Regions from separate parts of the Homo sapiens genome. Here region 1 is linked to region 2. A link is a contact called in ENCODE Hi-C or POLR2A ChIA-PET data. All regions are on one chromosome and are shown on one strand. Each heading gives the region's core, a stretch centred on a gene start or an enhancer-like site at or near the end of the contact. The rest is flanking DNA. Distances are from core to core; before and after follow the strand shown.

Evidence for each region. Hi-C counts contacts between places; a loop is a spot of excess contacts on that map. ChIA-PET counts read pairs that join two places held with the same protein, here RNA polymerase II (POLR2A).
Region 1: a loop to region 2 is called in a map of PC-3, with 5 times the contacts of the local background. The contact joins two enhancer-like sites. A Hi-C loop is called at or near these places in 1 of 168 maps with a recorded cell type or tissue (PC-3). POLR2A ChIA-PET finds 5 or more read pairs at or near these places in 4 of 52 experiments (Caco-2, HEK293, MCF 10A and 1 more).

What each region holds. Positions count from the first base shown.
Region 1 is chr21:29,256,275-29,260,413 of GRCh38, forward strand. The region is part of intron 1 of LINC00189 (long intergenic non-protein coding RNA 189); the gene reads left to right. Among named protein-coding and RNA genes, the nearest start is that of BACH1, 41 kb to the right of the region's middle. Within about 2 kb of position 2,862, at least 4 of the 41 ENCODE cell types and tissues checked have a DNase peak (open chromatin) inside an H3K27ac peak, as active enhancers do.
Region 2 is chr21:29,162,179-29,166,485 of GRCh38, forward strand. All of the region lies in intron 4 of MAP3K7CL (MAP3K7 C-terminal like), which reads left to right. Among named protein-coding and RNA genes, the nearest start is that of LINC00189, 29 kb to the right of the region's middle. RefSeq lists a silencer at 2,190-2,484. Within about 2 kb of position 1,458, at least 11 of the 41 ENCODE cell types and tissues checked have a DNase peak (open chromatin) inside an H3K27ac peak, as active enhancers do.

The DNA of each region.
Region 1 (4,139 bases), core at 1,612-4,111, 96 kb after region 2:
TTTTCTGCTACCACAATACTTCAAAATCTGACTATGTCATCTGTAATGTTTACTTTTCTGAAGGAAAGGTTCGCCACTCACTTCCTAGATAATATGCAATGATAAAAACTTGGCACAATTTATGACACTGGAACTGGCTACCGTTTTCTACTATGTGTCAATTCCTCTAACTCCAAGAACTGTTGTCCTCCTTTAAATGTATATCTTATGCTGTCCTAAGTTGGCTATGATGTTTGTAATCTGCTAGTACTTGAAGTAGCCATTGGGGCTTATGTAAGAAAGTGGCCTACTACTCACCTGTGGCAGATGGAAAAGAGGGGTACTGCTGCCAAAAAGCCCATCTGCTCCCATTGTCTGTGGACTATTTTCAAAGCAAGAGCTCATATGATTCACAGTCATCATCGCTCTAGGAAAATAAAAAGTTCAGCACATTGGAGCTACCAGCTGTAGGGGAGGGCATCCAATCACTTAGCTTCCCTATCCATTCTAGTGACAAAGGACGCTTTGAAATTATATTTAACAAGATATATTATTTCAGGAAGTAACTATTGCTCTCTAAGCAGCATTTGCCTTAGCAGCCTTGAGCCATATGCTAACATATGAGTGTTGCATAAGTTCATTTTGTGATCTTCGGTGAGTTAGATACTTTCCTAAATCTCCTTGTTAAAAATCTGTGAAATGGGGCTAATTATGCTAACACATCATGGCATGTTTGTAGGATTAGGTACTGACAAGATTTGTAAAGAGATTAGCCAATAAAAATCCTTACCATATATATATGCCTTCTATTTAGAAAAGATACCAAGTTCAAAATATTTTTACTTATTACATGTACAAAAGAAATTAGAATCTTAAGCAAAGAGGCAAGGATGTGACCAACAGGTCACTTTTGAATGATAAAATTTTTGGTTTTGGCTTTCACATAAGTGCACAGACTCTGGCTTCTTCTTGCATATGGTAAATTGTTGTAAATGGTTTATTGAGAATTCTCAACATGATATGGCATAAACAGAAAACTTCTGTTTCAATGACTTCTTTCTCCCCAACTGCACTATAATTACCATCTCCTTTCTTGCTGGGTATATTCACTCTTACCAACATCTTGGTCAGATTTTCTAACTTTTCGCTCTAGGTATTAGCTTGGACCTACTTAGGTACTTGCAAATTATCTGAGACTCTTTTACCATTGATAGGTAGTTTAGGTTTTCTCTCCTTGAGTCTGGGTGAATTTGGGGCTGCTTTAATCATCAGAGAACCACAGAAGTGATACTGTGTGACTTCTAAGGTTAGATCACAATATACTTGGTGACATTTGTTATATATTATATAATATATATATAAACTTCCATATATATATATACATATATATATATATCTCCTATTAGTTCTGTCCCTCTAGAGAACCCTGACTAATACAGCTACCACGAAAATCATCTGTGGTTTTTAAAAACCCAGTGATTTAACTTATGTGCATAATTAATGAATACCTATAATGTCCTGGGTGCTATGGTAGGCCTTTTACCTTTATTATTTAATCTTCATAACATTTATATAAAGCAACTTCTATTACCTGTCTCTTTCAGAGCAGGACACTGATAGTCTGGGAGGTTGCGTAACTTGCCTGAGTGGTGAAGTCAGGACTGCAGGATTTCTGTCTGACCTCGGAACCCATTGTCATTTCTCTATACCACCTGCCTCTTTGTTCAAGAATGTTAACATGTAATTCTCAAATCAAGTTTTTAAAAATACCTTGTTACTTAAATTGTAAAGTGGACAAAAGTCAGAGTTGCTGGAATTTTCCAAGGAAGTGACCTTCATGTTTCCTATTTTGCCACTTTTCTTGGGGTAAATTTATTTTAAACTCCTCTTTAATCCTCACAACGTCCTTATGAAGTATGAAGGAGGAAAATATCATTCTTTTTTCCAAGGACATTAGACTAAAGAACTTTAGAATGTGGCATAGTAGAAAAAGTATAGACTTTGGAGTCAGACAGAAGCTCTAATCCTGACAGATGCTAAAAATCTAAGTACTTTCAGGAAACTTTCTAAATAGTGCTCTTTGGCCAGGTGCGGTGTCTTACGCCTGTAATCCCAACACTTTGGGAGGCCAAGGCAGGCAGATCACTTGAGGTCAGGAGTTCAAGATCAGCCTGGCCAACATGGTGAAACCCCTTCTCTACTAAAAATACAAAAATTGGCCGGGCATGGTGGCATGCGCCTGTAGTCCCAGTTACCTGGGAGGCTGAGGCAGGAGATTCTCTTGAACTCGGGGGCGAAGGTTGCAGTGAGCTGAGAGTGTGCCATTGCACTCCAGCCTGGGCAACAGAGTGAGACTCCACCTCCCCCCGCCAACAAAATAGTGCCTTTACCTGTAAAATGAAAATAATACCACCTCCTTTATAGGATATGAGACTTAATACAATATGATCAAACATGATAAGCGTCTGTCTTGGAGCCTAGTTCACAAGAGAAATCCATTAAATGTTAGTCCTTCTTTGCCTATTGCAGCCACAATTATTTTACTAACCCTGAGACATTCAAGTGAGGCTGAGTATGAATCACACAGGAAAAATGCTAAGAGCTAGTCCTGTTTTGAGGTAATTTGATCAGTTATACATAAAGTGATGCTGTGCAATGGTACTCACAAACATGGGACACCCCAAATCAATATGTTTAGTGAATATTTAAAATACAATTCCAAAAGTTTAGGAGAGAAGGGGCAAGAAGATACATAGATGATAGAGAATGGGAGAAACCTAGGACTTGTTATCGATTGCAGGAATTGTGATTTCTTTCTGTTGGAATGAGCCAAGGGAAGGGGAAGAAAATTCATGGAACAGGAGATTGGAATTTGGGTGCAGCCTCCTGGCACGTGCTCATCCTGTTCTTCCAATTTCTGGAGGCTGTGCCTACGTGCCTTTTGCCTGTTGCATACCTCGCATCAGTCAGCTCTCTTTGTTTTATTATAGAAAATTGTGCAATCCTTTCTGGTTTGTTTTTGTTAGGATTTCCTTCCCTTTATCTCTAGCAGGAAAATATTATCCCTTGAAATTTCCTCTGGGACATGATTATTTACAGTAAACTACAATTTAGTGAATTCTTGAGGATTTCTTCTTGATGTATCCTCTTTTTTATTTTTCATTCTTAAATGCCTTTTGTTTTTGGCTGCTTCTCTCTTGAGTGTTTTGTATATATTTTGAAAAATACCTACCGGCAGCTTGTATATCTTTTTTCCAAAACCTCTCCAAAGTATTTAAGAAGATATCTTCCATATATATCTTTTGTATATACAAATATATATATTATTTACATATAATATATATTTCATCAGACATATAGTATTTGTGCATCATTATTTTTGTGCATCACAGCTTTATATCTTATATATTTAAGATAATAATCTGCATCATCTGGCTAGCTTCACTGCTCAGGGGATGGTCAGCTCAGTCCAGATCAGTGTAATCTCTTGCTCCAGTTACCAGATCAGCCTCCTGTCTAGTCTTCCTGGTCCTGGATTTGCTCACCTTCCCATCTTCCACACACTGAAGGCAGACAAGTCGTCTTCTGAAGAGAAAACCTGATCATATCTGCTTAGTATCTTTCAATAGGGTCATCAGACTCAGGGAAGCATGATCTGGCCCCTACCTGTCTCTCCAGCCCATCTCATGAGCTCCCACCCCATTCTATGCCTGGCCATAATGCTGACTTAAGAGTTACCTGAAGAATGTTTTCCTCTTTCTCCCCTCCTACCCTCTGCACTTGTTACTCTCTCTGCCTTGGGAAGCTCATCTTCACCCTGTAGCTACTTTTGGCCTGTTTAATTCCCACTCATTGTTTAGGACCTTTGTTTTGTGCTGCTCTAACAGAATACCATAGATGGGATAATGTTTAAATGAACAGAAATTTATTTCTTACATATCTGGAGGCTGGGAAGTCCAAGATCAAGTGCTTGCATCTGATTGAAGGTCTTCTTGCTGTGTCTTCACAATAGTGAGGCCCAGGGAGAGAGAGAGAGAGAGAGAGAGACCTGAACTCACCATTCTATAATGATCACACTCCAGCAATATGACACTCATTAATCCATTCATTAGGGTAGAGCTCTCATGCCTAATCACCTTTTAATGGTCCCCCTCTTAATA
Region 2 (4,307 bases), core at 208-2,707:
GTATCTTCTGGTGTGTGTGTGTGAAGTGTGGTGGTATGATAGAAAAATCCTCAGTAATTATGTCTCTATTTATAAACTCTTCAGACTGAAGGTACTGGAGGACTTTGTTATTTAAATTAAATTTATGTGTAGCTTTTTTTTTTTTGGAAATGCAATACTCATCCCCTAAATTACATGTTCTGTAAGTTTTTTTTATGTTGCATTAAAAAAAATATGGTAGGGGCCAGACGCAGTGTCTCACACCTGTAATTTCAGCACTTTGGGAGGCCGAGGCAGGCAGATCACCTGAGGTCAGGAGTTCGAGACCAGCCTGGCCAACATGGCAAAACCCTGTCTCTACTAAAAAATACAAAAATTAGCCTGGTGTAGTGGTGGGCGCATGTAATCCCAGCTACTCGGGAGGCTGAGGCAGGAGAATCGCTTGAACCCAGGAGGTGAAGGTTACAGGGAGCTGAGATCGTGCCATTGCACTCCAGCCTGGGCAACAAGAGCAAAACTCTGTCTCAAAAAAAAAAAAAAAATGATATGGTAGGATAATGACATGAGAGTGACTCCTATCTAATGTTTGAAACATATCCTTACTGTTTACATTGAAAGCAATGATAACTCTGGGTACCACTACAACAATATTAAAATGAAAAAAGGGGCCAGGCGCAGAGGCTCACACCTGTAATCCCAGCACTTTGGGAGGAAAGGCAGGCGGATCACCTGAGGTCAGGAGTTTGAGACTAGCCTGGCCAACATGGCAAAGCCCTGTCTCTACTAAAAATACAAAAAAATTAGTCGGGTGTGGTAGATAGCACGTGCCTGTAATCGCAGCTACTCAAGAGGCTGAGTCATGAGAATTGCTTGAACCCAGTAGGCGGAGGTTGCAGTGAGCCAAGATCACGCCACTGCATTCCAGCCTGGGTGACGGAGTGAGACTGTCTCAAAAAAATAAAAATAAAAAATAAAAAAAGGAAAAGTCAACTTCTAGAAGTAACATGGCTAGCAGGCTAGTGGAGGTATTTTATACAACCTTCCAGACCACATACAAGTGGGCCGGACCCCCTCCTTAATTACTTATATGCCTGTGTGTGTTTCTGCAGAACTCATCTTGTTTCCTTCCCCAAAGTACTTGAAGTGTCTCCCTAAATAATTGGCTAGATGTAGGGCCAAGGCCAAATTCTTTCATTATATATATATTTTCTTTTTCGTAAAGTCTCAAGTTCCTTTTTCTTCATTCTCACTTCTACCATTTGGGCTTGGGACTTATTACTTGAGATCTTGGTTGATGCAATATTGTAACTAGTTTCCCTGCCTAGGGTTTCTTGTTGCTAGAAAATGACAGCCAGTTCTTGGCATAGATTTCAAGACCTCCCTGGGGATGCCTTGGAACCTCTGTAGAACTTCCAATCTCATCCCTCAACTTCAGCTACATTGGCCTCCTCACTTCTCCCGGGGCAGGAGGTGGGTCCTCCAGTCACTGAGCCCCTGTTCACACCAAGCTCTTGGCCTAACAGGCCCCTTTCTTCCTTTTTTTTTTTTTTTTTTTTGAGACAAAGTCTTGCCCTGTCACCCAGGCTGGAGTGCAGTGATGCAATCATAGCTCACTGCAGCCTCAACCCCCTGAGCTCAAGCAACTCTCCCACCTCAGCCTCTTGAATAGCTGGGACGACAGGTGCATGCCAGCATGCCCAGTTAATTAAAAAAATTTTTTTAAAGAGATGGCATCTTGCTATGTTGCCCAGGCTGGTCTCAAACTCCTGACCTACAGCAATCCTTCCACGTCAGCCGCCCAAAGTGCTGGTATTACAGAGTCAATATCAGCAATAAAGGACTGCTAGGAGGAAAATTGCTCGAACTCGGGAGGTGGAGGTTGCAGTGAGCCTAGATCACACCATTGCACTCCAGCCCGGGTGACAGTGCGAGACTCCATTTAAAAAAAAAAAACAAACTGCTAGGATACATTGTTAAATTGGGAAATATGGTAATATCTTATATTTATAAATACATGAGCTTGGTTTTCCAAGGATTGTTAATGATCGTTATTTTCATTAAGACTTTACTGAAGTGGAAATTCATTTTGCAACATGTCTTTTCCCAAACAGTCTTTATTTTCAAGCAAGATATATTGGGCCAAGTGAATTTGACCCAAGTAGTTAGCTCTCCATTTTTTGATGATTCTGTTGAGAATTTCTTTCTCATTATTTCATAAAGTGTAGCTGATTATGTTGCCTCTAGCTTGGCTGGCGTAAGCTAGATGCAAAGAGAGACGCTAACTAAGGTATTTTAAAAGACAGTTTTTCTTTATTGGAGTCGTTCAGACACTGCTTAAGGTTTGAACTCCAAACTGAACTTCTCTCTCATCTCCAGAGGAGGTCTCCCTGGATCAAGTTTGGGAGAATTTGTCTTAAGAGGCGTGATGAGAAGAGTTGCTGAAACTGTTATTTTAAATCATATCTGTTGGATGGAGAAAGAGAGTCAAACATTTTCTAGGATTATAAACTCAGCATTGGCTGAATCCAATTTAAAGAATCGCTTCTGGCTTATGACCAATGATGTACGAGAGGTTTGTTATATTTTTACTGATTTTTTTTTTCTTCTCCGTGTGAAAAAGGTGGGAAGGACTTTCTTGAAAGCTTTGAAAAATTACCAAGAATTCTGATATCTTTAAAGAACTCCTGCTATCATTTTTATCTAATTCTTTCTAGGCCTTTTGCATGTGAATAGACATTTTAATATAATTGCATATACAGTAACGTGGAATGTATAACATGATTTTTTCCGTAAATATTATAAGCATTTTTCTACAACATACCTAGCTTTTTGTGTATGTAATATGAAAGTCATTGAAATGAGATATAGACATTTTATGGCTTTTGAAATCTATCACCAAATTTAGAAAAAATAAAATAAAAAAATGAAATCTATTACCAAATTGTTTGACAGAAATTTTTAAAAGTATATTATTAAGCTACAATCAACTGTAAAGTTTGCTTTGTTCCAGATAAAGCATTTTATCTCATCCAGTAGAGAAACCACTTATTTATTTTTTTGGTATGAAATATTGTATTGGGTACTTTGGTGTTTAGAAGATTAACTGAAATGTCAGAAAAATAGACAGACTCTTAGAAAAGTCAGATTGAAGAATGTTTTATTTATTCATTTTAATTTTTATTTTTTAATTTCAATATGTTTTTGGGGCACAGGTGGTGCTTGGTTACATGAATAAGTTCTTTAGTGATGATTTCTGAGATTTTGGTACACCTGTCACCCAAGCAGGGTACACTGTACACAATGTATATTCTTTTATTCCTCACTCCTCTCCCACCCTTTCCCGAGTCCCCAAAGTCCATTGTATTATCCTTATGTCTTTGCATCCTCATGTTATATATATTTTTATAAACAATTTTATTTTATTTTATTTTTCTGAGACAGTCTTGCTCAGTCTCCCAGGCTGCAGTGCAGCAGTGCGATCTTGGCTCACTGCAACCTCTGCCTCCCAGGTTCAAGCGATCCTCCTACCTCAGCTCCCCGAGTAGCTGGGATTACAGGTGTGTGCCACCACTCTGGGCTAATTGTTATATTTTTAGTAGAGTCAGGGTTTCACCATGTTGGCCAGGCTGGTCTCAAACTCCTGGCCTCAAGTGATCGGGCTGCTAAAGTGCTGGGATTACAGGCATGAGCCATGCGCCTGGCCAGTTTTATTTGTTTTTAATTGACATGTAGTAATTGTACTTAGTTATGGGGTCTAGTGTAATGTTTTCATACATGGACACATTGTGTAATGATCAAATCAGTGTAATTAGCGTATTCATCTCCTCAAACATTTGTCATATCTTTGTGGTGAGAACATTCAAAATCCTCTCTTTTAGCTATTTTGAAGTGTACATCATTGTTAACTACAGTCACCCTACTGTGCAGGAGAACACCAGAAGTTATTCCTCCTGTCTAACTGTAACTATGTACTCACTGAATAACCCCTCCCCATACCCCTCTTCCTACCACCCTCCCCAACCTCTGGTAATCACTATTCTACTCTCTACATCAATGAGATCAACTTTTTTAGATTCCACATAGGAGCGTGATTGTGTGGTCTTTGTCCTTCTGTGCCTCACTTATTTCATTTAACATCATGTCCTCCAGGTTCATCCATGTTGTTGCAAATGACAGGATTTCATTTTTTAAAATGGCTGAGTAGTATTCCATTGTATAGATATATCACATTAAAAAATCTATTCTTCTGCTGATGGACACTTGGACACGTAGGTTGATCCTATACCCTGGCTATTGCAATTCGGTGGTTTTCAGTATATTCACAGAGT